2 separate regions of the Homo sapiens genome follow, and region 1 is linked to region 2. A link is an interaction called in ENCODE POLR2A ChIA-PET data of the cell type or tissue named here. Cell type or tissue: HCT116. All regions are shown on one strand. Each heading gives the region's core, and the rest is flanking DNA. Links, peaks and the distances in the headings are about the cores only. Region 1 overlaps CYB5B (cytochrome b5 type B). Region 2 overlaps NFAT5 (nuclear factor of activated T cells 5).

The links. Peaks named below come from ENCODE experiments on the same cell type or tissue, not always from the same donor. Only the 100,000 strongest peaks of a DNase experiment are listed, where the experiment ranks them.
Region 1: POLR2A ChIA-PET joins it to region 2 with 6 read pairs; 5 of 35 experiments call an interaction of 5 or more read pairs at or near these places.

Annotation. Positions count from the first base shown.
Region 1 is chr16:69,434,708-69,450,663 of GRCh38, forward strand. It overlaps CYB5B (cytochrome b5 type B), which reads left to right. Exons shown (of 5, transcript NM_030579.3): 2 at 12,443-12,571; 3 at 13,408-13,437. It also overlaps the pseudogene LOC100420066. Among named protein-coding and RNA genes, the nearest start is that of CYB5B, 18 kb to the left of the region's middle. RefSeq lists silencers at 1,819-1,868, 8,798-9,080 and enhancers at 9,427-9,506, 9,537-9,796. In HCT116, for the core only: no CTCF peak of the experiment used is centred there; no DNase peak of the experiment used is centred there; H3K27ac peaks cover 1,904 bases.
Region 2 is chr16:69,632,136-69,648,091 of GRCh38, forward strand. It overlaps NFAT5 (nuclear factor of activated T cells 5), which reads left to right. Exons shown (of 15, transcript NM_138713.4): 4 at 14,893-15,451. Among named protein-coding and RNA genes, the nearest start is that of SNORD13H, 69 kb to the right of the region's middle. In HCT116, for the core only: no CTCF peak of the experiment used is centred there; no DNase peak of the experiment used is centred there; H3K27ac peaks cover 290 bases.

The DNA of each region.
Region 1 (15,956 bases), core at 3,331-5,830, 200 kb before region 2:
ACAAAGTTAGCCACGTGTGGTGGCAGGTGCCTGTAGTCCCAGCTACTTGGGAGGCTGAGGCAGGAGAATCGCTTGAACCCGGGAGGTGGAGGTTGCAGTGAGCTGAGATCGCGCCACTGCACTCCAACCTGGGTGACAGAGCAAGACTTCATCTCAAAAAAAAAAAAAAAAAAATCATTGTAATGGGTGTGTAATGGTATATAATTGTGGTTTTAACTTGCATTTTCCTGATGACTAATGATGTTGTATCTTTCCATGGGCTTATTGGCCATTTATATATGCCTTTTTATGAAGTATCTGGTCTTGCCCTTTGTAAAATTGGGTTGTTTGTTATTTTTGACTTGAAAGCATTTTTTTCTAGTGGCTGGGTATTAGCTTTGGGGTCCAAGTGTCTGGTTGAGCTTTCTACTTTACCACTTAATAGTTGTGGAACCTTGTGGAAATAAGCTCTGTAAAGGCCCTTTTCCCTCTGTAAAATGGAGATAATAGCACATACTTCACAGGGTAGTTGTGGTTGTGACAAGTAATTTAAATAATGCATATATAGACTTATTATGGCATACTACCTGGCTTAAAGAGCTCAATAAGTGTTAGTGATTATTTTTGTTTTTAATACAAAATTGCATTTAATACAAAATTGCATTGTTTCCTGCAGCATCTTTTGAGTACCAAGTGGCAAGTGCTTTGAAGGATTGAAAGGTAAATTAGATGACTTGGATTTGCAGGGAAGATCTGTGCCCAAGTAATTCTTGTGTGAGGTATAGAGTGGCCTTGCCTGAGAATGCAGGCTCTATTTGGTACAATCCCAGGGTATTTCTTGAAAGCTTTGGCATTTGACTAATAATTCCTACTGTACTTCTCCAAGGCTGGTCAAAAGAAAGTTGATTGTTGCCTGTCCAGTGGAATTAACATTATAATTAAATTTAATTAATTAATTTATTTGTTTTTGAGACGGACTCTCACTGTGTCTCCCAGGCTGGAGTGCAGTGGCGCGGTCTCAGCTCATTACAACCTCTGCCTCCCGGGTTCAAGCAATTCTTCTGCCTCAGCCTCCCGAGTACCTGGGATTACAGGTACCCGCCACCACACCTGGCTAATTTTTTGTGTTTTTAATAGAGACAGGGTTTCCCCATGTTGGTCAGGCTGGTCTCAAACTCCTGACCTCAGGTGATCCTCCTGGCTCAGCCTCCCAAATGCTGGGATTACAGAAGCGAGCCACTGTGCCTGGCCTAACATTATAATTTTATAGAAAGAATGCTCTCTGCCAAGAGTGGTTCCAAGTGGTTAGTTCTAGGGAAGGTGAGAAATAAGATGAGGCAGAATTTAACCTCTATCACTGCCCAGGTGAGGTGACCTGATCAAGGAATCTACTTTCATTTATTTATTCATTTTGCCCGGGGGCATGGCATGCACTCACATGTGTGTTCGCGCTTGTGAGCAGTGTGTGTGCTCACTCCCAGCTCCCATTATGTTCCAGGCACCATGCTGTGTTCTAAAACAGCCATGAATGGGACAGGCGTGGTCTCTGTTCCCGATGGAGTTTATCTAGTCTGATGGAGAAGAAAGATATTAAATAAATAATTGCAATTGTGATACATAAATATCATGAAGGTACATATGGCATTGTGAGAATCAGTGCAGTGGGACCCCGTCTGGGGGGATAAGGATGTCAAGTTATGTTTGGATCTGCAGACCTGAACTTCAGACCCTGCCAAGGTTACACCATTCCTGGCAGCCAGCTGGTTTGCCTCTCTTAGGTGACAGCCTTTTCTTATCAGGCTCATTCTAACCCAAATGCAAATACCTATAGACCTGCACCGTTTCCTCCTGTTCACCCCCCAGGTCTGTTATCTTTCTCTGCCCTGCAGACTGTTTTTTAGGAAGTAGTTTTTGTCTTCTCTAAAATTTTAACCTCCATGTTTTATTTTGATGAGGTAATGTGTTTGGCTAGAGGACCCCCTTTTCATCACTAGGCCTAATTTTGCACTTCCTCAATCTTAATGTTTCTGGATTTCATTTTCCATGTCAGGTGATCTCTAGTATATCTCCATTGTTATATTTTTATTACATCACTATGGAATTTCCACCTACAGATAATTTGTGTAATTTTTTTTCCAACAAGATTTTTATTCTGTAACTGCCATTCTTCACATTCTCCTCTATTCTGCCCATCAGTCCCCTATTTCCATAGAATTAGTAATCTGGAAGTATTATTTTCCATAAGGAATTTGTCCTCTTCTTTGTTGAAACATAGATTTTCTGTCTGCTCTCCAAAAATACTTAGTAAAGTAAATGAACTTAAGGAAAAGTCAGTAGATTTCCCCTACTATCACATATTCTTTGGACAGTTGAACTGGATAAAATTTTTCACAAGAGGACATTACACAATTTCCTTTGTAGCTGTAAAGTATTTCACTTGATTATTATTGCTTGATTTAGACAGAAATGAATAGATCACAATCATTGTTTCATCTTTTTTGGCAGTTTATAATTTCGGTTGCAGTATAGTTTATTTGAAACATTTCATTTGTAATATTGTGTAACTGCGTACATAATATTAATATTAAGTAGACAAAGAGTCCATTAGTGTTAAAGTACAAAGGCTATTCAGGTTGGAAGAATGTTTTTTTGCAAATTCACAAGAGGTTTAAATACAAAGCAAATCCTAGAAAAAAATGGGAAATATCTACTGTCTTACTAGGTTTACTTAATAAAAAGTAGGGAGGAATTTTTGAGTGTCTAGTAGATTTGAATAGTACAGACAACTAATCTAGACTACTGAGCATAACCCCCCCAATACACTTCTATCTTGTTTTGTTAGGATTCAGACAAAAGCACATTTTTAGTTTATATTAATTATAGATATATAAACCTAACTTTACTCTTTCTTTTATTGTGGTGAAATATAGATAACAAAATTTGCCATTTTAACCATTTTTAGTTGTATAATTCAGTGGCGTTAATTACGTTTACACTGTTATGCAGTCATCACCACCATCTATTTCCAAAACTTTTTCGTTACCACTCCAAACAGAAACTCTAACCATCAAGCCATAACTCCGTATTCCTCTCCCCAAACTCAAGCTAACCTCTCATCTACTTTCTGTCTCTATTGAATTTGCCTGTTCTAGGTACCCCATATAAATGGAATCAAATAATATTTGTCATTTTGTATTTGGCTTCTTTCACTTAGCATAATGTGTTTTGTTTTATTTTTATTTACCATTTTATTAATTGTTAAGCATACAGTTCAATGGCATTAAGTACATTCATGTTGCTGTGCAATCATCAGTACCATCTATCTCCAGAATTTTTCATTACTCCAAACTGAAACTCTGTACTTATTAAATAACTCCCTATTTCCCCCTCTTCCCAGCCTCTGGTAATCACAGTTCTATTTTTTGTTTTTATCAATTTGACTACTCTAGAATATAAATGGAATCAACAATATTTGTCCAGTTGTATCTGGCTTATTTTACTTAGCATAATGTCTTCAAGGTTCATTCATGTTGTAGTATGTATCAGAATTTCATTCATTTTTAAGGCTGAATAATATTTTATGTATATACCACATTTTGTGTATCTATTCATCTGTTTATAGGCATGGGTTGTCTACCATTTGGCTGTTGTGGACAATGCTGCAGTGAACATTGGTGTACAAGTATCTGTGTGAATCTGTTTTTAATTCATTTGGACATATCTAACAGTGGAATTGTTGGGTCATATGGAAATTCTATGTTTGGCTTTTTGAGGAACCTCCAAACTGTTTCCCACAGCAGCTGCACTATTTTATATTCCCACCAGCAATGTACAAAGATCCCATTTTTCGATTTTTTTTTTTTAATTGTAGCCATCCTAGCAGGTGTAAAGTGGTGTCTCGTTATGGTTTGATTTTCATTTCTTTTTTTTTTGGTGTGGGGAGTCCCTTTCTGACAGAATTCATTTCCTGAATGACTACTGATATTGCACATCTTTTCATCTTCTTATTGGTCATTTGTGTATTTACTTTGAAGAAATGTCTACTAGAGTTCTTTGCCTTTTTGTAAATTTGAATGTGAGAAGGAGAGAGAGCGAGAGAGCTCTTTGCCCACTTTTAAATTGGAGTGTCTTTATTGTTAGGTTACAGTTCTTTATATATTCTGGATATTAATTCTTGATCAGATATATGATTTGCAAATATTTTCTCACATTTGGTAGATTGTCTTTTTACTCTTGATGTCCTTTGATGCTCAAAAGTTTTTATTCTGATGGAGTCCAATTTATCTGTTTTTTTTTGTTGTTGCCCATGCTTTTGGTATCATATCTAAGAATCCATTGTCAATCTCAAGGTCATGAACATTTACCCTTATGTTTTCTCTAAGAGTTTTATGATTTTAGCTTTTATATTTAGGTTGTTGATATTTTATATTAGGTTGTTGAGTTAATTTTTGTAATATGGTGTGGGGTAGGGGTTCAACCTTTCCTTTGCATGTGGAAATCCAGTTTCCCAGCATCATTTGTTGAAAAGACTGTTCTTTCCTCCACTGAATAGACTTGGCATCCTTGTGAAAAATCAAATGGGAGCTCGATCTTGGCTCACTGCAACCTCCGCCTCCTGGGTTCAAGCGATTCGACTGCCTCAGCCTCCCGAATAGCTGGGACTACAGGTGCCCGCCATCAGGCCCAGCTAATTTTGGTATTTTTAGTAAAGATGATGTTTCACTATGTTGGCCAGGATGGTCTGGAACTCCTGACCTCATGATCCGCCCACGTTGGCCTCCCAAAGTGCTGGGATTACAGTTGTGAGCCACCACGCCCGGCCTGTTTCTTTTTTTAATTGTATTTTACTTAAAAGTTTATATTATGATAAAAACAGCATGAAATCTACCATCTTTTTTTTGAGACAGTCTCACTCTGTCACCTAGGCTGGAGTGCAGTGGCATGAACTCTGCTCACTGTAACCTCCACCTCCTAGGTTCAAGTGATTTTCCTGCCTCAGCCTCCTGAGTAGCTGGAATTATAGGAGCGGGCCACCACACCCAGCTAATTTTTGTATTTTCAGTAGAGATAAAGTTTCACCATGTTGGCCAGGCTAGGGTCAAATTCCCAACCTCAAGTGATCCACCTGCCTCAGCCTCCCAAAGTGCTGGGATTACAGGTGTGAGCCAAAATCTACCATCTTAAACATTTGTTTGTTTTAAAGACAGGGTCTTGCTCTGTCACTCAGGCTCGAGTGCAGTGGTGTGATTGTAGCTCATTGTAGCCTTGAACTCCTGGGCTCAAGCAATCTTTCTGCCTCAGCCTCCCAAGTAGCTGGGACTACAGATGTGCACCACCACACCTGGCCAATTTTTTTAGTTTGTTTTTAATATAGATCGGGGTCTTGCTGTGTTGCCCAGGCTGGTCTCCAACCCCTGGCCTCTAGTGATCCTCCTGCCTCAGCTTCCCAAAGTCCTGGGATTATAGGCCTCAGCCACTGCACCTGGCCCATCTTAAACATTTTTAAGTGTACAATTCAATTGTTTTAAATATTGAATATTGAATATTGTTGTGAATCAGATCTCTAGAACTTTTACATCTTACAAAAATGAGACTATACTCATTAAACAAATTCCCTTTTTTTCCTTCCCCAGTGCCTGGCAATCACATTCTACTTTGTGTTTCTATGAATTTACTTTACATACTGCCTATATTTTTGAGATTTAGCCATAAGATGTCACTGTAGTAAGTGAACACACTTGTATAACCACCATCTGGTTCTTCCTCATCCCCAGAGGTACCCACTGTATTACCATAACAGCATAGATTCATTTTGCCTGTGTTTGAACTTTTTATAAATGGAAATTTCACAGTATATATTCTTTTGTGTCTGGTTTCTTCAGTTCAACATGTTGCATTCTCATGTGTTGTGTATGTGGCAGTGGTTCGTTCTTTTTCATTGCAGATTAGGATTCCATTGTATGATTATATCTCATTTTGTACATACTCTGCTGTAGATGTTTGGGCTGTTTCCAGTTTGGGACTGTAATGAATAATGCTGCTATGGCCGTGTGTGTTGCGTGTGTGTGTGTGTGTGTGTGTGTAAATACATATATCTATTACACATTTCTCTTTAGTATATATTAGGGGATCTCATTTGATTTTTTTTTTTTTAAAGAGATAGTGTCTCACTATGTTGTCCAGGATGGTCATGAACTCCCAGGCTCAAGCGATCCTTCCACCTTGGCCTCCCAAACTGCTGGGATTACAGGCCTGCGCCGCCGTGCCTGGCCTTCATTTGATTTTTTAATGGAAATTTTTATTGAGATAATTGTAGATTCATATGTAGTTGTAAGAAATGATAGAGATCCTTTGTACTCTTCTCTCATTTGTAACATTTTGCAAGACTTTAGTATGGTATCACAACCAGGATATTGACATTAATCAGTCCACAGATATTATTCTGATTTCCCAGTTTTACTTCTCTCTTTTTTTTTTTTTTTTTTGAGATGGAGTCTTGCTCTGTTGCCCAGGCTGGAGTGCAGTGGCACAATCTCAGCTCACTGCAACCTCCGCCTCCCGCGTTCAAGTGATTTTCCTGCCTCAGCCTCCTGAGTAGCTGGGACTTACAGGCACATGCCACCACATCCAGCTAATTTTTTGTATTTTTAGTACAGACAGGGTTTCACCATGTTGGCCAGGATGGTCTCGGTCTCCTGACCTCGTGATCCGCCCGCCTCAGCCTCCCAAAGTGCTGGGATTATAGGCGTGAGCCACCACGACTGTCCTTACTTCTCTTTGATTTATTTCTTAAAGAGAAAGCGAGATGGTTTAATTTGTAGTCAAGAGTCATTTCTTCTTGATTACAGTGCTCATTATGCAAATTTCATCTACCTGTTGATACAGAAATGGTACCCTGCCACTTCCCTGGACATTTATTCCAGACAGAAAAATTCCTGTGCAACCCTCACCTAGATGTCTGCCAGCAGTTGATCTCTCTGCCTTCTTAAAAAGTTATGTAAACTCTTATCTAGAATATCTGGGGTTTTTAGTTCAACTGACTGGACATATACAGTATAGAAACTCATTTTTTTTCAGTGGGTTTGATAATATTCTCAACTCTAGATCAAGAACTTCCCATTACTTAACCTGTCTTTGATGATCCTGAAAGTTCCCTAGATGGGAAATAGATCTGGCAGTATGTCAGGGTCACTAATTTTCCCTGGATAGTATTAAAATATATAGAAGGTTTGCTACTTTTCCTGGCCCTGGATAATCTGTCTGAAAAGAGTTTGTGTGAATGAAGTTTTCACGTATTTGCTCTTCATGTCATCCTGTAGGCTCAGAATGAACAATACAGGGAGATTCATTTTGCTTATCTATAGTTTCTAAATTTTTGGTAATGAAAATTATTACTTTTGTAAAGAAAGTTATAAAAATACTAACAATTAAATATAAAAATGCAGGGTGCTTGGATCTCAAAATAGGAGCTTACTGTGATTAAAAGTCAGACTGCATATAATAATTAGTTATAATTAATAATGCTTTTTCTTTCTTTGTTTACATGAAATCTTTCAGAAAATAATAATGCTTTTTCAAAGATTGAATTTTTGGTAAATGTTTATATTTTGGCTAGCTTAAGTTTTCCCCTTTCTCTGCCTCTCATTTCTAGAGTCACCAGAAGGAAAATGTAAAACATTTTTTAAATGGCTCTTTCCCTGTAAATCATCCAGCACACACACTGCATTTTTTCTAGTTTCAGGCATAAAGGGAAACCTGGCTCAGATAAGAATGATCCTTGCTGCATGCTCAGCGGCTCATATATCTTTCTTTTTAAATTATTATTTTTTACTTTTTAATATTTATGTATTTTTAATTTTTTTAGTGACAGGGTCTCCGTTGCCCAGGCTGCAGTGCAGTGGCGCCATGCCTCGAATTCCTTGGCTTCTGGATGATCCTCCTAATTCAGCTTCCTGAGTAGCCAGGACTACAGGCCACCATGCCTGGATAATTTTTTAATTTTTAAAATTTTTTTTGTGGAGAACAAGGTCTTGCTTGGTTGCCCAGGTTGGTCTTGAATTCCTGGCCTCAAGCAATCTTCCTGCCTTGGCCTCCCAAAGTGTTGGGAATACAGGTGTGAGCCACTGTGCCTAGCTATCCTTTTTTTTTTTTTTTTTTTAAATTCTGAGAGTCTCTAGCTCAAACACAAGTTAGCAGGTTAAGGACTACTCCAAGTTCTGGCAGAGCTAATTTTTACTACTTGGTCTTCAAAAAATAGAGGCTTTTTTAAAAATTTTTTTTGTGACAGAGCTTCACTGTATTGCCCAGGCTGGAGTGCAGTGGTGCGATTGTGGCTCACTGAAAACTTCGCCTCCCGGGTTCAAGTGGTTTTCCCGAATAGTTGGGATTACAGGTGAGCGCCAGCATACCCAGCTAATTTTTGTACTTTTAGTAGAGACAGGGTTTCACCACGTTGGCCAGGCTGGTCTCAAACTCCTGGCCTCAAGTGATCCGCCCTCTTCAGCCTCCCAAAGTGTTGGGATTACAGGCGTGAGCCATGGCACTTGGTCTTGTAACTCCTTTTTGAACATAACTTCAAAGTGAAGGCCTTTGCCCATGAGCTCTTTGACATCATCTGGTGTCCACTGGTGACCCATCAGCTCCAGAACTTTCTACTTTGTCTTGGAAGCTTTGCTGGTTTCTGTGGGCATGGCCATGGCTGCTCTGGTCATCTGCTCCTGCCTCATTTCTTATTGGTCAGTTGCCATTATCTTGGCCTAGAATCACAGTAAATTCTCTGAAGCCCAAATACGTTGAGGAAATACCAGGATGCAGAGCTCATTCAGGGTGGATCTAATGTGAGTAGTTTGATAACTTGCTGCAGCATAGGCTTAAAACCAGAGGGTCGGCCGGGTGCAGTGGCTCATGCCTGTAATCCCAGCACTTTAGGAGGCCGAGGCGGGTGAATCACCTGAGGTCAGGAGTTCGAGACCAGCCTGGCCAACGTGGTGAAACCTTGTCTCTACTAAAAACACAAAAATTAGCTGGGCATGGTGGCAGGCACCTGTAGTCCCAGCTACCTGGGAGGCTGAGGCAGGAGAATCGCTTGAACTTGGGAGGCAGAGGTTGCAGTGAGCCGAGATTGTGCTACTGCATTCCAGCCTGGGCAACAGAGTGAGACTCCGTCTCAAAACAAACAAACAAACAAACAACAACAACAAAAAACAGAGGGTCAGTGGAAATAGGACCTTGGTTGCAACAATGCCTGAGTATGTCAATGTTGATCCATTCACAAGTAAGAATCATAGGGATGACGTTTGTTATATTTCCTTTCATCATGCCTGAGAGCATAGTGGGAGGAAGTGGTGATATTTTTATCCTCTGGGTTGTTGATGTAATATTCTCATGTCAAGAAAAAGACTTTTTGGGAATGTAATTTCCATTTTCACTGAAGGCTCTGCTTCAAATTAGGACTTAACTGTCAGATACTTGCTCCTGGGTGAGCTTCTTGTCGCTCTGTACCAGGATGAACATGTAGTGGCAGATCATATCTGAGAAGAAGCAGATGATAAACATGGGCGGGACCATCCAGTGGCTGACGCTGGAGTTGGACAGTAGCTCCTACCCTCTGTCTTCACTGAGAGCTGGTCTGGCTTCTCCTGGGGTGCCGGGGCTCTTTGGGTTTTCGTCGAGGCCTTCGTATGCTCCTCAGCCTGGGCATTATCTTGGCCTAAGACTGGCCAGGACCCTGCTATAGCCTCGGGCCTAGTGCAGTGATTCCAACTCCTCCAGCTGGGCTGCCAGTGGCCCATGGCAGCCCTGCATCCATTTGATTTTCGCTAACTCTATCTGGAGACTATAGAGTTCTAAACAGAAACCAAAAGCTCCCTGACGTCTTTTTGCTTGTTCTAAGCCATCTCTATTAAGACCATATTTTAGAGTGAAAGTTATTAAACCGTAGAATTTTGTTTGATCACTCTGACCCCCACTTGCTTCAGTGAAAAAAAAAAAGAAGCAGGCTACAAAACATTATGTACTACATGAATTCACTTTGTGAGAACACAAAAAACTTTTATTTATCACTGCCTACCACACAAAATAGTAAGGATTCAATAAAAAATTGTAGACTAATGGCTGAAATGATTGAAAGAATACACAGGAAAAATGAAGTTTTATGCACCAAATTGTTAACTGGACTTATTTCTGTTCCAGGACTCTAGTTGATTATTCTTTTTTCCAAATTTACCACAGCGAATATATAACTTTTACTTAATATTTTAAAAAAGTGTTGTGCTTTCTCTTGTTTATAAGTGGTGAGAGACTGATGAAAGTGAAAGTACTTGTAGAAAGAACTGTGTAGCAAGTCAAAAATTCAGTCATTCCCTGAAATGTTGTAATCTATGAAGGAGTTTTATTGTCCTTTTACTCTGAAAGGCAACACAATAGTTGGGTTGTGTCAAAAGGAAAAAATATCATCCATAGTTTAGGTGTATAGAACAAATTGGGACATAATTCCAGAACTGATGACTTAGTTCCACAACAAAGAACAGTTTCACATATAATAACCTGAGAGTTTCAGATATAATAACAAGTGAATCGTGGCTGTCTTACTCTTGCTGTAAAATAGCATTCTTAAATACTGGGATGTGAGACCCACTCACTGGGTGGAGACCTTTTAGGAGATAAAAATAGAAGTTATCCTTATCCTCAGGGAGCTCATAGGCTGGTGACTATGACTGGGAAGTAACACTTACAGTTTTTATACTTCAATTGAATTAACATTTATTTAAAATAGGAATGATAATTTATTCCTGCTGAAATGGTTGTTATAAAAAGTAAAAAGCATTAATATTTCAAAAATACAAATTTTGATATATTAAATAATATAAATTCTAAATTTGCTAATTTAAGTAAATGTTTTTTGAGTATTTAAGTCAAGGACTGTGCTAAATATAATTTTACAAAATGGTTAATTTTCTGAGTAAGTAATGCTTTATTTGGTAAAACAGTTTCAGAGGCTGGGCATGGTGGCTCATACCTTTAATCCCAGCACTTTGGGAGGCCGAGGCTGGTGGATCACCTGAGATTGGGAGTTCGAGACCAACATGGAGAAAAACCCCGTCTCTATTAAAAATACAAAATTAGCTGGGCATGGTGGCGCATGCCTGTAATCCCAGCTACTTGGGAGGCTGAGGCAGGAGAATCGCTTGAACCCGGGTGGCAGAGGTTGCGGTGAGCTGAGATTGTGCCATTGCACTTCAGCCTGGGCAACAAGAGCGAAACTCCATCTCAAAAAAAAAAAATTTTTTTTCAGAAGAGTATGTGGTGAAGTCTTCCTTCTACCCTATCTCCCAGCCACTAGGTTCTTTCACCATTTTCAGAGAGATTTTATGCATGGGTATAAATATGCATATATATATCTTCATTTAAAAATTGTAGATGGTATTATATTATGCTCTTCTGGAGTGCAAAGTGTTTTATATGCTTATCTCATTTAATATGTACAATAGTTGTCAAGACAGGTACTCTTATTAATATTTCCATTTTACAACTAAGGAACTAAAGACATCTCAATTTTTTAATAACTTGTGCAGGGTCACATAGCTGATAGTTATAGAATCTACTTCCTGAGGCACTACTTTATATAGTTAACTTATTTATTTATTCATTTATTTTGAGTCAGAGTCTCACTCTTTTGCCCAGGCTGGAGTGCAGTGGCGTGATCTTGGCACACTGCAACCTCCCCCTCACAGGTTTAAGTGATTCTCCTGCCTCAGCCTCCTGAGTAGCTGGGACTGCAGGCACCCACCACCACCATGCCTGGCACTTTTTGTATTTTTAGTACAGACGGGTTCACCAAGTTGGCCAGGCTGGTCTTGAACTCCTGATCTCAAGTGATCTGCCCGCCTTGGCCTCCCAAAGTGCTGGGATTACAGGCATGAGCCACCGTGCCTGGCCTAGTTAACTTTTTAATTTGAAACAATTTCAAAGTTACAGAAAAGTTGCAAGAATAGAATAAAGAATTGCATATACCCTTTGCCTGGAGTCCTTAGTCAGGTTTCTGCAGCTATCTCAATAATATTGGCAAAAGGAACCAACCTAGGATCACCCATTATTCCCAGTTGTCATGAATCTCTAGCCTCCTTCAATCTGGAACAGTTTCTTCACTCTTTCTTTGACTTTCATGACTGTGGTATCTTTAGAGATCACAGGCCAGACCTGTCCAGAAAGATTTTGTAGAATATTTCTAAATTTGTGGTTGTCCCAGGTGTCCTCACTGTAATCCCCATATGATGCATTTTTGACCACAGTATCACAGAAGTTATGCTGTGTTCTTCCCATTGCATCCTGTCAGGCACCACACAATGTCAATTTGTTCCATTATTTCTATTAAAGGGAGAAAGGAAGAAGGGGGTATGGGAAAGTAACTTGTTGGTTTGCTTTTCAGAGAACCCTCGGTTCAGTAAATATCTTTTCCTTGTAGCACCCTGGAGGAGAAGAGGTTCTGCTGGAACAAGCTGGTGTAGATGCAAGTGAAAGCTTTGAAGATGTAGGACACTCTTCTGATGCCAGAGAAATGCTAAAGCAGTACTACATTGGTGATATCCATCCGGTAAGAACTATCAGAGATGGGAGCCCTTATGCAGAGAAAACTACTTAACAGCTGCAGAACAGGATGAAGAAATGAATTATTGGCTGGGCGTGGTGGCTCACACCTGTCATCCCAGTACTTTGGGATGCCAAGGCAGGCGGATCACTTGAGGTCAGGAGTTCGAGACCAGCCTGGCCAACATGGTGAAACCCCACCTCTACTAAAAAATACAAAAATTAGCTGGGTGTGGTGGCGCACACTTGTAATTCCAGCTCCTCAGGAGGCTGAGGCACGAGAACTGCCTGAACCTGGGAGGCAGAGGTTGAAGTATGCCAAGATTGCACCACTGCACTCCAGCCTGGGTGAAAGAGCGAGACTCTGTCTCAAAAAAAAAAAAAAAATTATTAAAATGGAAATTCATTCAATCTAGCCATCAGGCTAAATTTTCTCCAAAATTGTCTAGTCTTACTGTGCTAGGATATAGCTTCTTCTTTGCCAGGTAGCACATGTAATATCTCTAAAAAGCTAAGGGAACTGATTCTGGATTATTTTTATGTGTTGATTTATTTTTGTAATGCAGTTAATAACACCTTTACCTAAAATAGTGGTTTGCTTGTTTTTGCAAGCTCCTTGCTAAAGGTAGTAATTATGGACTTTAAAAACTATCCATATATACCATTCTAACAAGGGACTCTGATATGCTCAGAGTAGAGGTATCTTTCTATGGATCCTCAAATCTCCCAGGGAATTCACTATCACCAGAATATAGTCTCATGTTCCAAAGTTAGAAACAAGCATATAGTGAGAATTCATTTGGCTATGTCTTAAAATATTATTTGTTTTCCTTTTTTTGACAGAGTGACCTTAAACCTGAAAGTGGTAGCAAGGTAAGAAGTCAGCGGTTTGTCTTGTGTTTATATTTGTGTTTACTCAAGTAGGACTGCTTTTTGAAACATTTTTTCTTAACAAGAGAAGTTACAAAGTATTTACTTTTTCCCCAAGCAAAAATCCTATTTTTCTGGAATTTGGACTCAGTATCATCTCAGGAATAAAAGAATAGCTGAGTCTTGAACAGTAGGAAACATTTTGCTAATGCCTTTATACGCTTTTTTTTTTTAACTGAAACTCCAAAGCTATGCCCTGTGTGGTTTTGAAAGAAATTAGTTTATGGGTTCAGTTGTGGAAAAATATCTTACTTTTACATTATGTAGGACAAGTGATAATAATTGTTTCTGTGTTGGAAAAAAATAATTGCAAAGTTGTTTTGTTTCTTATAGGTTATCTTCTTTATCTGTAATACAGAGGCCTTTCTGTACTTATTTTCCAAATTTAATTCTTTTTTCCTGTAGGCTCAAACAGGCCCACACCCTTCCCGGTTACTTAGTAATACAGCGAAAACAAAAGACTAAGTATTTGAGTGTTTGAAAACTTTAATGTGTACTACATTGCATACCAGGAAGAAAATATGGAACCATTTTCTGCCTCCCACATGCTAGGTGGTTCATTTCCCTTATTCCCTAACAATTTTCCTTAATTTCTGTCCTTCAGATAGCTGGTACACAGCACTCTAATTTAAAGGGACAGCAGTTTAGGTGCCACCTAGAACATAGGAAAGTGATGCTGCCTCCCTTCCATTTTCCTCCTCCTTGCTGCTTGCTTCCCATTCCTCATTGAGCCGAAATTACTGAATAGGTTTGACACAGCAATTAAAGTTGGCCTAGACACAAGAATTCTATTAACTCAAGAGATTGCTTGCTTAACAGTGTCTGCCATCTGTTGCCCTGCAATCCAGAGTGTTTGTGTAAATTAACTCTTCCATGTTGCTAGACTGCTACTCTGAACTATTGAATTGTTTCTGAAAGGGGAATGAAATGGTTCTTAAAACACTTTGTAACAACTGTTGGTTGTTTGTCCTCTCCTCCTAACACATGTACTATCCATTCTTGAATCCTTAAAAAAAAAAAATTAAATAGTTCAAAACAGTATTCTGTAAAAAGTTTCTTCCTGTCTCAAGCTCTCAGTGTCTTAGTTCCCCTTCCCTGGAGGTAACCAGCCATCATTTTTTGTTGTTGCTTACTCTTAATAACTTGTGTTATTATGGTAAAATTTGAACGAAGCGTGGCCTTGATTTGTATATTGAACATGTCCAGAAAATACCACTTTCAGAGGTCAACATCTGATTCAAAGGATATAGGAGCCATAACACATTTCTGCACAGCAACTATGAGAGCATCTTTTATATTAAAACAATAGAAAAAATATGTTTGCAATTACAATGTCTAGAAGTCTACAGATTGCTTCTTGTTGCTGTTTTTCTTTCTTGGTAGTACAGTTAGGACCATTCTTAGGAATGTAGAACAATGTTCCCCAAATTCTGTTCTTGTATCACCTCAGTTGGAATCCCTTGGTATGTACATGAATATATATAGGAAATGTTTATTTCTTGGGCTTCTACTCCTACTGCTTTGGAATCTCTGGAGATAGGGTTTAGGAATTTGCAATTTAAGTAATCTAGGTGATAAGTAGGTAGCTAAGCCCAAACTTTTTGCTGAATGATATGCCCATCTTTTCATTTGAAAACTTAGGAAAATTTAATTCTCTTCTGTGGTAAGCATTGTCTGCCTTCTATAGGCCAAAGGATTAGAGATTTCTCAGCTGAATTAAAACTATTGAGCCATCCAGGTGCAGTGGCTCACGCCTGTAATCCCTACACTTTGGGAGGCTGAGATGGGAGGATGGCTTGAGCCCAGCACTTGGAGACCAGCCTGGGCAACATGGTGAGACCCTGTCTCTATTTTTTAAAAATCATAAAATTAGCTGAGCATTATAATGTGTGCCTGCAGTCCCAACTACTGGGGAGGCTGAGGCTGGAGGATAGCTTGAGCCCGGGAGTTTGAGGCTGCAGTGAGCCATGGTAACACCATTGCACTTCCATCTGGGTAACACAGCATGACCCCATCTCAAAAAAAAAAAAAAAAAAAAACCCAAAAAACTATTGAGCCTTAGATTTTTTTGTAAGAAAGATAGAAAAAGAAAGCATTTAAGCTCACCAAGTTCTATAATAATTTAGAAGTCTCCAAATGTAGTTTAGCCCCTATCTGGGTTAAAAAGTGACTAAAGGCAGTGTTTTCAATCCTGTTTTCCTCATGTCACTGTACTCAAGGGACATGTCTTCATTAAGTAGAGAGTCTGGCTATTGTGTTTCTAGTCACTCTGCTCTACTTCAGGCAGATCAGGCAAGAAAGGCCTTTTGGAACATTTTCAAGACCACCTACATAGGTTTTTATAGAGCTATATTCCAACCTGACTTCAGTTCCAGGAAGAAATTCTTGATCTCTCAGATTTATTTCTTACAGAGGTTTAAATAGGGACTTGGTGTCTAGGATGTAGGTATCTCTCTTCTCCA
Region 2 (15,956 bases), core at 7,503-10,002:
TCACCTGAATTAAAATCACAGAAATTTCTAAACCATCTATAATAATACACTGTACAAAAACTGAGGTGAAGAAAATATGTTACTCCTCCTGTAGGAGACAGCTTTTAAAAAATGAAAATATATTATCACTTTTAAGTTCCTACTATGTGACAAGAATTGTGTTAGGTAATTTGCATGTCATCATATCACAATCCTTCTAGCCATAAAGTATCTCTCTTTTTTCTTTTACCTAGTTCTTACTCCTTGTCATTGTGCTTGAGGGAATTTGGCATTGTGTGCTATCACTTCGATTAGGGAAACGCAAGATCCTTAACTAGGCAATGTATAGAATATTGAGTTGAAAAGCCATACCTCTTCTCTACAAGTGTCAGGATCTTCGAATGGGAATTTGATTTCTATAATAATAATTTAATAAAAGTGATTTCTAGCAACAAAATTTTTTATCCCATTGAATTTATTATAACTTAATTTACTTACGTTAGAAAGTATTTACAGTTATATAATGAGGATTTTCTTGAGTTGACTAAATTTGAGGAAGAAATTTGCCTTTGATTGCTTTCCTGGGTTAACATATTTCAGAATTTTTGCCACCTAATGTAGTATACTCTTCATGAAATTAAACCAGAAACCCACTAACGAGAAAGGTAATTCACCTACAGATGCTGTGAGCTAAAATGTTGTGAGTTGATCTTGGTTATTCTTTATGGCCATTCCCTTTTTTCCAAGAAAACTAGACCATTTCTAGAAGGAAGTCAGATCCTAGTTACAAACATGTTGCAAGCAGATTTAAAAATCTCTACTCCTCCTTCTATCTTATTATACTGAAATTACATAGTAAATTTAAATACATACACTTATACATATGGATGGTATGTATGTATGGATTTATGCTGAAGTCTGCATTATTAGAGAGCAAACTTGGGCCTATAGCCATTAATTCAGAAACAACTGCTAATTGTTTGACAGTTACAAATTGACATTGCCAAAAAGCAAACTTGGCCTATTATTGCTTTGTTCCTTTAATATTTCTCTTTTTATTGTCCTCTTAATAACACTTTTATAAATATTGTGATTTATTCAGTTTCTAATAAATAAGCATATTTTTATATTACTTGAGTCAACAGAACAGCATTTTGAAACTGTTCACAGATTCTCATTCATAAGCTAAATACTTATAGAAAATAGATACAGTTACTGATTTTATGCATTCTGTACAATTTTGCCTAAGAAATTAATGCATAGAAGTGGACTTTTTTATATCACCAACAAGATTGAAAATATAAGCAAAAAGTGTTTATAACTAATTGTTTTATAAGAAAGGAACTTCACCTGTTTCTGGATATTTTTTCCTCTGGAATTCAGCCATAAAAAAGAATGTAATCTTGTCATTTATGGCAATGTGGATGGAACTGGAGGACATTAAGTGAAATAAGCCAGGAACAGAAAGTTAAACACTGCATGTTCTCACTCATATGTGAAAGCTAAAAAATGTTGGTCTCATAGAAGTAAAAAGTAAGACAGAGGATAGATAATAGAGGCTGGGAAGGGTAGGAGGAAGGAAGGGATAGGGAGAAATTTGTTGAAGGATACAAAATTTCAGCTAGATAGAAGAAATAAGTTCTAGTGTTCTATACCACTGTAGGATGACTGTAGTTAACAATACTATATAGTTTCAAATAGCTGGAAGGAAGATACTGAACATTCCTAACACAAAGAAATGATAAATATTTAGATAATGGATATGTTAATTACCTTGATTTGATTTCTGTACATTATATGTATCAGAACATTATCTACCCCATGAATATGTATGATTATTATTTGTTAATTAAAAAAATAAAATTAAAAAAATCATACATGGGCCAGGCATAGTGGCTCATGTTTGTAATCCCAGCACTTTGGGGGGCCGAGGCGGGCAGATCACTTGAGGTCAGGAGTTTGAGAGCAGCCTAGCCATCATGGTGAAACCCCATCTCTACTAAAAATACAAAAATTAGCTGGGTGTGGCGGCGGGTGCCTGTAATCCCCAGCTCTTCAGGAGGCTGAGGCAGGAGAATCACTCGAACCTGGGAGGCAGAGGTTACAGTGAGCCGAGATCATGCCACTGCACTCCAGCCTGGCGATAGTGAGATTCCGACTCACAAAAAAAAAAAAAAAAAAAAAATCATACATAGTAAAATGGTAGCATTTTTTGAATATGAGTGGAAGCTACATGAGTGTTTTAAATATTTCATAATTTTAAAATCACTGGGTGCAAATGACTATATGAATAAAAGTGTCCAATAAACTGTACTCTTAAAAACTAACAAATATATGGGATATATTAGATACTTGATGGATTTATATTTGGCATAAGTAAGGTTATATTCACTTTTCATCCATCATTGCATATATGTATCAAGTATGTGTGTACTGGCAGTATTTATTTAGCCCACTCAGGTAGAATTTATTCTTCCCATATAATTACAGGGTATTATCATCAACTAAATTAAATCAGAAAATGAATGAGAAAGCACCTCAAAGTACCAGGTCTATACAGCCATTCTCTAGATCAAACTTACTTACAAACACACACACAACATGTACATAGTTTTATTTATTTGTTTATTTTTCTCACAGATGAGATTAACATGGGCTTTGGAGTCATAAAGACTGAATTTGAATCTAATTGCTATCATATCATATCTCCTATATAGATGGACTCTTGGGAAAGTTAAATAAATTTCTAATAATATTACCCTTGTAGTTAGACAATAATACCAACTTCTTCTTAAGGTTCTTATGAAGATAAATTTGTAAAATAGCCGAACATTTTCTGACAAGTAGTAATTATTGAATAAACATTGACCTCCTTCCCCATGTGTTTCTAACCTCCTTTGTTAGTAAAGTTTTTTTTTTTTTTTTTTTTTTTGTCATCCAGGCTGGAGTGCAATGGTGCGATCTCAGCTCACTGAAACCTCCACCTCCTGGGTTCAAGCGATTCTCCTGCCTCAGCCTCCCAAGTAGCTGGGATTACAGGCACCTGTCACCATGCCTGGCTAATTCTTGTATTTTTAGTAGAGACAGGGTTTCACCACGTTGGCCAGGCTGGTCTTGAACTCCGGACCTCAGGTGATCCGCCCACCTCAGCCTCCCAAAGTGCTGGTATTACAGGCGTGAGCCACCATGCCTGGCCATTAGTAAGGTGTTAAAAAATAGGTTCTCTTTGTAAAAATTAGTTTTGAACTTTATTTTTACTTTTTTTCTTTGCATTCTCACCCAGTCTATTTTTGGTCTTATTTTGAAGTTTCGCACACCAGTCAAGATGTATATATATGTGGGCCATGGGATATACTTTCTGACTTTGTTATTCTGTCATGTTGACACTCTCTCAGTGGGAATCTGCATTGGTCTGTTTTCACACTGCTGATAAAGACATACCCGAGACTAGAAAGAAAAAAAGGTTTAATTGGACTTACAGTTCCACATGGCTAGGGAGGCCTCAGAATCATGGCAGGAGGCAAAAGGCACTTCTTACATGGCAGCAGCAAGAGAAAATGAGGAAGAAGCAAAAGCAGAAACCCCTGATAAACCCATCAGATCTCCTGAGACATATTAACTATCACAAGAATAGCACGGGAAAGACCAGCCCCCATGATTCACAACACATGGGAATTCTGGGAGATACAATTCAAGTTGAGATTTGGGTGGGGACACAGCCAAACCACATCATTCTGCCCCTGGCCCCTCCAAATCTCATGTCCTCACATTTCAAACCCAGTCATGCCTTCCCAACAGTCCCCCAAACTCATTAACTCATTTCAGCATTAACCCAAAAGTCTACCAGTCCAAAGTCTCATCTGAGACAAGGCAAGCTCCTTTTGCCTATGAGCCTGTAAAATAAAAAGCAAGCTGATTACTTCCTAGATACAATGAGAGTACAGGTATTGGGTAAATACAGCTGTTCCAAATGGGAGAAATTGGCCAAAACAAAGGGGTTACAGGGCCCATGCAAGTCCGAAATCCAGTGGGACAGTCAAATTTTAAAGCTCCAAAATGATCTCCTTTGAATCCAGGTCTCATAACCAGGTCACGCTGATGCAAGAGGTGGGTTCCCATGGTCTTGGGCAGCTCTGCACCTGTGGCTTTGTAGAGTATAGCCTCCCTTCCAGCTGCTTTCATGGGCTGGCATTGAGTGGCTGCAGCTTTTCTAGGTGCATGATGCAGGTTGTCAGTGGATCTACCATTCTGGGGTCTGGAAGACATTGGCCCTCTCCTCACAGCTCCATTACATAGTACCCAGTACGGACTCTGTGTGGGGTCTCCAACCCCACATTTTCCATCTGCTTTGCCCTAGCAGAGGTTCTCCGTGAGGGCCCCACCCCTGCAGAAAACTTGCCAGGGCATCCAGGGGTTTCCATACATCCTCTGAAATCTAGGCGGAGGTTCCCAAATCTCAATTCTTGACTTCTGTGCACCCACAGGCTCAACACTACATGGAAGCTGCCAAGGTTTGGGGCTTCCACCCTCTGATGCCACAGCTTGAGCTGTGTACATTGGCCCCTTTCAGCTATGGCTGGAGCATCTGGGACACAGGGCACCAAGTCCCTAGGCCACACACAGCATGGGGACCCTGGGCCCAGCACACAAAACCGCTTTTTCCTCCTGGGCCTCTGGGCCTATGATGGGAGGGGCTGCCACAAAGGTCTCTGACATGGCCTGGAGACATTTTCCTCATGGTCTTGGGGATTATTAACATTAGGCTTCTTGCTACTTATGCAGTTTTCTGCAGCCAGCTTGAATTTCTCCCTAGAAAATGGGTTTTTCTTTTCTGTCGCATAGTCAGGCTGCACATTTTCCATACTTGTATGCTTTGCTTCCCTTATAAAACTGAATGCCTTTAACAGAACCCAAGTCACCTAATGAATACTTTGCTGCTTAGAAATATCTTCCACTAGATACCCTAAATCATCCCTCTCAAGTTCAAAGTTCCACAGATCTCTAGGGCAGGGGTAAAATGCCGGTCTCTTTGCTAAAACATAACAAGAGTCACCTTTACTCCAGTTTCCAACAAGTTCTTTATCTCCATCAGAGACCTGGACCTTATTGTCCATATCGCTATCAGCATTTTGGGCAAAGCCACTCAACAAGTCTCTAGGAAGTTCCACACTTTCCCACATTTTCCTGTCTTCTTCTGAGCCCTCCAAACTGTTCCAAACTCTGCCTGTTACCCAGTTCCAAAGTCACTTCTACATTTTCTGGTATTTTTTCAGCAACACCCCACTCCTGGTACCAGTTTACTGTGTTAGTCCATTTTCATGCTGCTGATAAAGACATACCCCAGATTGGGAAGAAAAAATGTTCATTTGGACTTACAGTTCCACATGGCTGGGGAGGCCTCAGAATCATGGTGGGAGGCAAAAGGCACTTCTTACATGGTGGCAGCAAGAGAAAATGAGGAAGAAGCAAAAGTGGAAACCCCTGATAAACTCATCAGATCTTGTGAGACTTATTATCTGTCAGAAGAATAGCACAGGAAAGACCAGCCGCCATGACTCAAATACCACCTCCTGGGTCCATCCTGTGACACATGGAATTCTGGGAGATAAAATTCAAGTTGAGATTTGGGTGGGGATACATAGCTAAACCATATCAGAACCTTTGTATATAAAAGGAACATTGATAGAGGATGATGAAATCATAGGAAAGACCGACAGTTTCTGAAGGACTAATTCTATAAAGTCTGCTGTTTAAGAGTTCTTAATAGTATTTTTTTAATGAAGTGATTTAAGTTGCATGGTTAATGATCAAAACTTCTGGTAGAGGCTGGGCACGGTGGCTCACGCCTGTAATCCCAGCATTTTGGGAGGCTGAGGCTGGCGGATCACAAGGTCAAGAGTTTGAGGCTAGTCTGGCCAACATGATGAAACCCTGGCTCTACTAAAAATACAAAAATTATCTGGGCATGGTGGCAGGCACCTATAATTCCAGCTACTCTGGAGTCTGAGGCAGGATAATCGTTTGAACCCGGGAGGCGGAGGTTGCAGCGAGCCGAGATCACGCCATTGCACTCCAGCCTGGGCGACAGAGTGAGACTGTGTCTCAAAAACAAACAAACAAGCAACAACAAAAACAAAAAACAAAAAAACTTCTGGTAGAGCAATTTATGACTTCTGGTTTTTTGTCTAGGCAGTTTATTTTGTCTACGATTGGATCTAACGTACACTTTACTCCAGACCCAGGTCTAAAACCTGATTGATTAAATCAGAAGTTTTTAATGATGCTGTAAATGATTTTTTATTATTGTTTAATCATATCTTAAAAAAAACAAACGTAGGGCTGGGCACGGTGGCTCACGCCTGTAATCCCAGCACTTTGGAAGGTTGTGGTGCGTGGATCACCTGAGGTCAGGAGTTCAAGACCAGCCTGGCCAACATGGTGAAACCCCATCTCTACTAAAAAATACAAAAAATTAGCCAGAGGTGGTGGTGGGCGCCTGTAATCCCAGCGACTCGGGAGGCTGAGGCAGGAGAATCACTTGAACCCAGGAGGCAGAGATTGCAGTAAGCTGAGATTGCACCACTGCACTCCAGTTTGGGCAACAGAGAGAGACTCGGTCTCAAAAAAAAAAAAAAAAAAAGTAAAAACATTGAAGTAGAATTGGCAGGAATGCCTTTATTTTTTAATCTAAAATATTTAAAATGTATTGTAGCGTATTGAAGTGTCCTTCAGATAATATCCCTTGGAACTTTTTTTTTCTCTAATTTTGAAGTTTAGTGATACTCTGTTTTTATCTTAAAGTGACATTATCTTTCAGTAGTTCAGTGTTTGTCTCTGTCTCTCTCTCTTTTTAGCCTATACTTCCTGGTATATTTGGCAGTGTAATAAATGTAGCTGTCAGCTAGTATAATTATTCCCTTTTGTGTTTAAATTATTGGAGATAGAAGATTACATCTGGATATTAGTCTCTTCATTCAGTATTGACAAGTGATGGTATCCAGTGGTACTTAAATCATTGGATGATGGAAAACATCTTTTTCTTCCATTAGGAAAGAATTTTACATGGACTTAAAAATCAAAGTATTTAATGTGTATATCTAGTACATGTTTTATACACTGTGCTTAGATCCTTTGGGTTGAATTTTTGTTTGAATAGAAAAAAATTTTGTTTGGATAGAACAAAAAATACATTTAAAACATTGCTCTAAGTTTCAGGATAAGCATTTTATTTTTCAGGGAGCACTCTTTAGTAAATATTATATGAGTGTATTAATGGTACTCTGATAAGGTAGAAATAATTATTTAAGGAGAATTCAGATTAAAAACTGGAGAGTAATTGTTTTATAACATTAGAACCCTGAATGGCAATTTGATGAACTGGAGAAGAAAAAGATGTCTGCAATAAATCAGAAACAAACCCTTCAGCTTCAGCAGTAGTGCTCATTATTTTTTTTAAAAAAATAGAGCCTCTAGGATCAAACATATTATACAAAGTAGCATGTATCATTAAAAGTATAAATTGGTATCCTTTTTAAGGGGAGTATAAAGAAGTATGTAGGAGTCAGTGTGGTCTGAAAAATGGAAAGGTTATTTTGCTGCTAAAATATAGGTTTTTTTACAGTGTAAGTGCATTGCTCAGAACATATCTTCTTCCACGCTTCAAAAGAGTTTGGGTAAGGGAACAGCCTGAAAAACACCTGAAAGAGAGAATTCTGGCTTATGGATTAGAGAGCATCTATAAACAGAACAAATTGGTGAATAAGAGTTCACAAAAATTTTGTCTAAGAAATTTCCCCACATGCATTCAGAGGTTAATAATTAAATTTTTTGAAGTTCATTTTAAAACATTGCTTATTTTAACATGTAAACGTATGTTGGGTGGGAAAAGTACAAATGGGAGATTGAAACTGTTTTAATCATGTAAATGATCAGCCCTACAATTTTTGTTTTTTTAATAATCTGGAATGCTTATTTTATATGCTGGGATGCTAGTTGTTTTTTCTATTAATACACTTAACTTGCATTCTAGCTTCGCCATTCAGAGACAGGCATCGTGTGGTGGGTTGTGTGACAGTGTCTGTCAATAGTGAAGACAAATAGTGCCAGAGACACTTAACCCATCCAATCTCACCCAGGGTATAGGTCGGTCTCGTTTTCAGACTTCTTCATAAGTCCTTCTTTCTTTCTCTCTTCCTTTCTTACTTTTTGTTTGTTTGTTTCTAAATAGTGGATTGATACTGATTGAAACTAAAACTTTTTGTAAAGTTTTAAACTTTGCATTAATATTATAAGAAAAAGAAGAAAAGTAGAAAATGAAGGTTGGCATGTAAGGTGTCGACAAAGCAGGTTTGCAGCCACTTTGTGTGTTCTAGATATTTCAATCTCTTGGCAACATGAGTGTTGGCCTTACAGCTTTTTTCTCTGAATATCTTTCTTCTTTAATCTGAAAATATGTCCTTGTATCTGGTGACTTTTATCAGATGAGAACTTCAGAGTTGGTCATTGTTACCAGTAAGAAAAATATAATGCTTAAGAAGAAATAACGAAGGTTGAACATTATGTGTTTTAGATCAGAAATAGTTTCTGGCCAGGCACAGTGGTTCACGCCTGTAATCCCAGCACTATGGGAGGCTGAGGCAGGCGGATCAGCTGAGGTCAGGAGTTCGAGACCAGCCTGACCAACATGGTGAAACCCTGTCTCTACTAAAAATACAGAATTAGCCGGGCGTGGTGGTGCATGCCTGTAATCCCAGCTACTTGGGTGGCTGAGGCAGAAGAATCGCTTGACTCTGGGAGGTAGAGGTTGCAGTGAGCCAAAATCGTGCCATTGTACTCCAGCGGGGGCAACAGGAGCGAAACTCCATCTCAAAAGAAAAAAAAAAAGGCCGGGCACGGTGGCTCACACCTGTAATCCCAGCACTTTGAGAGGCCAAAGTGGGCAGAACACAAGGTCAGGAATTTGAGACCAGCCTGGCCAATACGGTGAAACCCCGTCTCTACTAAAAATACAAAAATTAGCCAGGTGTGGTGGCGGGCACCTGTAGTCCCAGCTACTCGGGAGGCTGAGGCAGGAGAATCGCTTTTACCTGGGAGGCAGAGGTTGCAGTGAGCCAAGATTGTGCCACTGCATTCCAGCCTGGGCAACAGAGTGAGACTCCGTCTCAAAAAAAAAAAAAAAAAAAAAAAGGAAATTGTTTCCAAATATCTTTTTTTTAATGATTATTTTTGAATAGTCAATAATTTATTCCTTCTTTGTTCCACTATTTGTTCACTTAGCACTCTTGCAAAATTTTATGGCTTTTTTTAAACTAGCTTTTTTAGAAAACTCAATTTTGCACAGATGTTGAAAAATTATAAAATATGTACATATTCAAATGTTAGGGATCAAATTTTAATCTTGGAAGCTTGGAAATTAAATATCATTTCTGTCATATATTTTAAAGCAGTGAAAGGTATTTCTTTCTTTTGAGGACTTCAGCAAATATTTCTAATTTCAAAGCTTTCTATTAAAAGTTTTTAGTTCCATATAAAGTATATCTTTTTTATGATATTTTAAGCACTAATATATTATGGTAGTTAAAATAATTTCTAGTTGACAAATCTAGAGCTGATAGTTCTTAAGTTTAAAATACAGTTTAAGCAAGGAGTATATAAAATCTACATGGGTTTCTATAAATGGTATCGTTTAAAATCTTATTTCAGTCTGGGCATGGTGCCTCATGCCTGTAATCCTAGCACTTTGGGAGGCTGAGGTGGGAGAATCCCTTGAGCCTAGGAGTTCAAAACCAGCCTGGGCAACATGGTGAAACCCTATCTCTACAAAAAAATACAAAAATTAGCCAGGTATGGTGGTGCATACCTGTAGTCCTAGCTATTCAGGAGGCTGAGGTGGGATGATCGCTTGAGCCCAGGAGGTCGAGGCTGCAGTGGGTTGTGATCGTGCCCCTACACTCCAGCCTGGGCAACAGAGCAAGACTGTCTCAACAAAGAAAACAAAAAAGAAAGTAAAGAAAGTAAATAAAATCCTGTTTCATCTTTTATTAAATTGCAGATTCTGGGATATTCATATTCCATGTAGACATTATTTAATATCTGCCAGTCTTTGAATCTCAACTATTTTTGAGTATTTATAGTTTCCATCAATTCTTAAAAGAAGCTGTATGTACAATTCAAGTTCACCATCGTTACTGGCATTTGGTCTGATAACTGGCTACTGTTAATAGTGGCAAACAGACTTAAATACAGGATACTTTACATATGACACTTTACCTGCCTCTTTTAAATTTTAAAATTATTCTATTTAAAATAATCTGACATTATAAATTTCTATGAGTAAATTATAGAATGGTCTATTAATTTTTCCTTTAGTTTGTTGTGCTTTCTGTGGTCACAGAAAATGCTTTAGAAAAAATAAAATTATTCTAGCCCAGGCACAGTGGCTCATACCTGTAATCCCAGCACTTTGGGAGGCTGAGGTGGGCAGAACACAAGGTCAGGAGTTCAAGACCAGCCTGGCCAGTATGGTGAAACTATCTCTACTAAAAATACAAAAATTAGCCGGACGTGGTGGCGGGTGCCTGTAGTCCCAGCTACTCGGGAGGCTAAGGCAGGAGAATCGTTTGAACCCGGGAGGTGGAGGTTGCAGAGAGCCAAGATTGTGCCACTGTACTCTAGCCTTGGCAACAGAGCAAGACTGTGTCTCAAAAAAAAGAAAAGAAAAGAAAAGAAAAAGGAAAAAAAAAGTATTCTATATAAGTTAGACTATAGGTTCAAAGATAATTCCTTCATAAAAGAAAAAAAATCAATAAAATTTATTCACATGGCCATGCACCATGGCTCACGCCTGTAATCTCAGCACGTCAGGAGGCCGAGGTGGGTGGATCACTTGAAGTCAGGAGTTCGAGACCACCCTGGCCAACATGATGAAATCCCATCTCTACTAAAATACAGAAATTAGCTGGGCGTGGTGGTAGGCACCTGTAATCCCAGCTACTCAGGAGGCTAAGGCGGGAGAATCACTTGAAACCTGGGAGGCAGAGGTTCCAGTGAGCCGAGATCGCGCCACTGCACTCCAGCCTGGGCAACAGAGCGAGAGTCCCTCTCAAAAAAAAAAAAAAAAAAGAATATATAGACGGGTCAGAACTGCATTCACACTTTGGTTCTATAGAATATCAAGCTGTTTTTTGATACTTTATTTAGTGATACAGTGGTATTCCCAGGAGGATTTGTCAGCACTTTTCTGGGAATGCTTGGAAATGACTAATTAGCATTAGAAATTTAAAATGTTCTGATATCATTATTTTATGTATTTATATTTTAATAGGATATTAAGGATTTTTTTCATGGTAAATTTATGGATATATAAGTAGGTAATTTGGCTTACTTATAATTTAAGGAAATAAAATTACTAGAGTACTCTCGGTAGAGATAGCAAATCGTTACCTCTAGACTCTTAGTATTTTCTCTGTATCAAATAATGCTATCGTAGTAATATATATTCTAAGTACTTTGAATTATATTTGAATTATATTTGAATATAAAAGAATAAAAATTCTTTTATTCTTCAACCTACATTTATTTGCCAGCTTATCTTTAATGTAACTCCAAATACATACCAAATTTTTGGCTTCCCAGAAATCAATTTAATAATTTGAATTTTATTACAATGTAGGCACTGTGATAGGTGTTGGGAGGATCTAAGATGAGAAAGATATTGTCAGTGCTTTCGAAGTGCTCACAGTTCTTACCCTCCATTTTACTACCTCACATGGCATTATTAATTAATGCACTCAGATCTCTTGCTAACCAGAATGTAATGTTTTGATGTGAAAGATTTTATACATCATTATCATCATCAGAGGATCAATAGTACCATGGTAAAGAATTTTAGGCTGGGTGTGGTGGCTCACGCTTATAATCCCAGTACTTTGGGAGGCCAAAGCTGGAGGATTGCTTGAGCCCAAGAATTTGAGACCACCTGGGCAGCATGACAAAACTTTGCCTCTACAAATAATTTAAAAAGTAGCCAGGCATGGTGTTGTGTGCCTGTAGTCTCAGTTACTCGGGAAGCTGAGGCAGGAGGATTGCTTGAGCCCAGGAGATCAAGGCTGCAGTGAGCCATGATCGTGCCACTGCACTGTAGCCTGGGCAACAGAGTGAGACCCTGCCTCAAAAAAAAAAAAGAATTTTACAGTTTAAAAAAAATTATTTCATTTGTCTTAAAATGAGTAGAATCTTTGCAATTGAGGTAGACTTTAAAAAGTAATATTTTTCTATTAAAAGATGGTTACTGTTCTTTTCTGACAGAGTTAATATTTTCAGTGTCATAGTTTTGTGCTAACTTTTTCTTTAATAAGTATGCCCAGGATCAATCCTGCAGTTGTGCACACACAATCGTGTGTTAGCTGTCCATGGAAAATGTATAGAATATTTAAATTTATGTAGGATATGATATCACAGTTTGGCATACTTACCCTAGAACACACACTTATGTCTGACTGTTAAATCAGTTGGGTTTTATAATCATTACGGTTTTGATATTTGATAAGATTTGCAAGATAAAATTTTTTACCTCAGAGAACAAGACAAGGTTATATCGTGCATATTAAATTCATAATACCATATAACTTGCTTTTGGGTTCATGATTGCTTTTCACCTGTACTTTCCATCTGTCATGAACAGGGATCCCTGAGATGTTCATACTCTGCATTCTCATGTGCATGATCCTTAGATTTAAAAAGGGTGAGTGGGAGAAAGTTGCTTTATAGAAATATAAGTTCACAGCATTCATGTTTTGTGTGTTCCACTGCAAATATTGCATGCTGCATACTTGTATGCTGCATACTTGTATTTCTCTGAAAATGAAGAACATAGGCTCATAAGTACACAAAAAATTAGTTTCGTTTTTGCCAATAGTTGGAACAGATGAAGGAATGTTAGATGTAATACCTTTTCTATTTTTTCTAAAATGAATTCTGTAGTATTTTTCAAAAGACAAGGAAAAAAATTATATTTAAACTCAAAGTGGCTACAAATCAGCTCCTAAACTGTCACTGACAGTAGCATATAGATTTCGTAGTTTTTACAAACTTTTAAAAATATTTATTTACTAAGAAAACATTGCATTAATGCATGATACAAAATTGATAAGTTTTCCTTTAAATTGGAATGCAGTTTAAAGTGACTGAATTTTCCAATTTCAGCTACTGCATTTGAGAAGGATACATACTGGAAAATGGAACTGGTATCATCTAATTTCTTTAGACTCCTTCACTTATGGTAGTTGGGAAAAATCTTTCCATGTGGCATTATATAGATCATATTCTTGATGACTAATATTAATTACTGTGCTTTTTAGCCTTGACAGTAATGAAGAATTCTGGGTGGATATAGTTCATTCAAATAATTTAGGTGTATTTTAAATACATGTTTTCAATTGAAAAAAACAGATCTTTGGCACTTGGCTTTTAATTATGTAAACATTGACATTCTTACATTTTGCTCTTTATATTATAATTGATGTGTATGTTGCAATTCCAATAACTGCACATACAGTTTTATCATACACTTTAAAACAGTGGCATACTTGGTCATAGATACAAATTAATTTTAGATTGAAATATATCTTTGTCACATTACCTATTTTTATTTTTGTGTGTGTATGTAATGACAACCTTTCCATATTGTGAACAAGATAAAATGATATCTAAAATGTTAGTCATGACAACTTCCAACCTTAGCGATCAACGCGCCTCTGAGTTTATGCTGTTAAGGGCTAAAGTAATAGTATTTTCAGTGCGCTATTCTGCCAGTTGCCACACATGCTGAAAAGATCTACTTAAATCTTTCTTGCTAGGCATAACAGATAAATAGTTTTATAAAAAATATTAATTCTGATGCTCTCCAGAGATTTTTATGCTTAACTATTTTCTGTTAGATTTCAGCCAGTAAAATTTACCATTGTTCTTACATTGGAAAATTCCCTTACTAGTCACAATCAACCAGGTCCTTTAAAAAGAGAAAATGGACAGCTCTAACCAATTGTCAAGCATGTAATCAAGTACTTTATTAAGAGAAATCCATCCATTAATCAGTTCTTCCTTTGCTTTTCATTATGTCATAAAGGATGGATTTATTTTAGAGCTTATGGTTTTGAACTACCACTTCCAGCTTCTGGAGACCCAATGATTAACTTGCTTCTACAACCCAGAATGTTCCAAATCATACCTTTTTCATCTTGATTCTCCTAGATTTTACAACAAATCATAGTGACAATACCAGTTCCATTTTGCCTCCAATTCAGTTGATTATATATTTTTTCTATTTATTTCTCATTTTATAATTGATATCTGGAATAATCAGCAGCTCTTTTCTCATTTATTTTCTCATATTTTTATTCCAGGATTTGCCTCTGAAGCAGGGAGTGTCTGCATTAAAAATGACCTGTAGTTCTCTGCTTCATAGGTTAGAAACTTATTTTAATATTTTGTGGCTAAGCACAGTCCCACTTTTCAAATTCTATAATGAATTATTTAATTGGCATTGAATGTGGACCACCAGCATATATTTCATATTGGGGTTTTCTTTATTACTTTAAATGATTAAAATTCAATAGAATGTCCAGCTGAGGCAATAAAAGCTTTATTTTTGCTTTACAGCTTAAAACGTTAAATGAGATTTTAAAAATCTATGGATTGTAACATAAGTAAAATAATGCTATTTGGGCATTTTTAAAAATTCCATTTCTTAGGCCTTATATTGCTTGAAGCATTTATATTCTAAAACATAACCAAATTCTGACTATTCATTTTGGGGAAAAACAATCAGTTCACAAATCACATTTTCAATGGGACTGCTAGCCAGCATAGGTGAAAACATGTATAGTGTATTTACTCTTGAATTGTACACTGCAGATGCTTCTTCAGCTCCCTCCTCTTCCTCCATGGGCGGTGCTTGCAGCTCCTTTACCACCTCTTCCAGCCCTACCATTTATTCTACCTCAGTCACCGACAGCAAGGCTATGCAAGTGGAGAGCTGCTCCTCAGCCGTGGGGGTAAGTAACAGAGGGGTAAGTGAAAAGCAGTTAACCAGTAACACAGTTCAGCAGCATCCATCAACACCGAAGAGGCACACAGTCTTGTACATCTCACCACCACCTGAGGACTTGCTGGATAACAGTCGGATGTCCTGCCAGGATGAGGGGTGTGGATTGGAATCTGAGCAGAGCTGCAGTATGTGGATGGAGGATTCCCCCTCCAACTTCAGTAACATGAGCACCAGTTCCTACAATGATAACACTGAGGTACCTCGTAAATCACGAAAACGAAATCCAAAGCAGAGGCCGGGGGTCAAACGACGAGATTGTGAAGAATCTAATATGGATATATTTGATGCCGACAGTGCCAAAGCACCTCACTATGTGCTTTCTCAGCTTACCACGGACAACAAAGGCAACTCAAAAGCGGGAAATGGGTTGGTATTCACATTTTTTAAAATTCTATCATCATTATGCAAAACAAACAAACAAAAAAAATTCCCAATTTTTCCTAATTGCTGAGCTCAAGTTTGCATATAAAGCAACAGTGCTAATTTTATCATTGAAATACATGAAAATTTTAACTTAAAATTACCAACTTTTACTAGATAGAAAATAAAATAATCATAGATTCTAGCAATAGATATCTTATTATCAGTATAGTTAGGTAGTAGAAAATGAAAATAATCTGTTCTGAAATAAATTTCAAATGAATTTATATTTTAAAAGGACTTTTACTCAGCCAGGTGCGGTGGCTCACACCTGTAATCCCAGCACTTTGGGAGGCCGAGGCGGGCGGATCACCTGAGGTCAGGAGTTCGAGACCAGCCTGACCAACATGGTGAAACCCCATCTCTACTAAAAATACAAAAAAAATTAGCCGGGCATTGTGGCATGTGCCTGTAATCCCAGCTACTTGGGAGAACTGAGGCAGGGGAATCG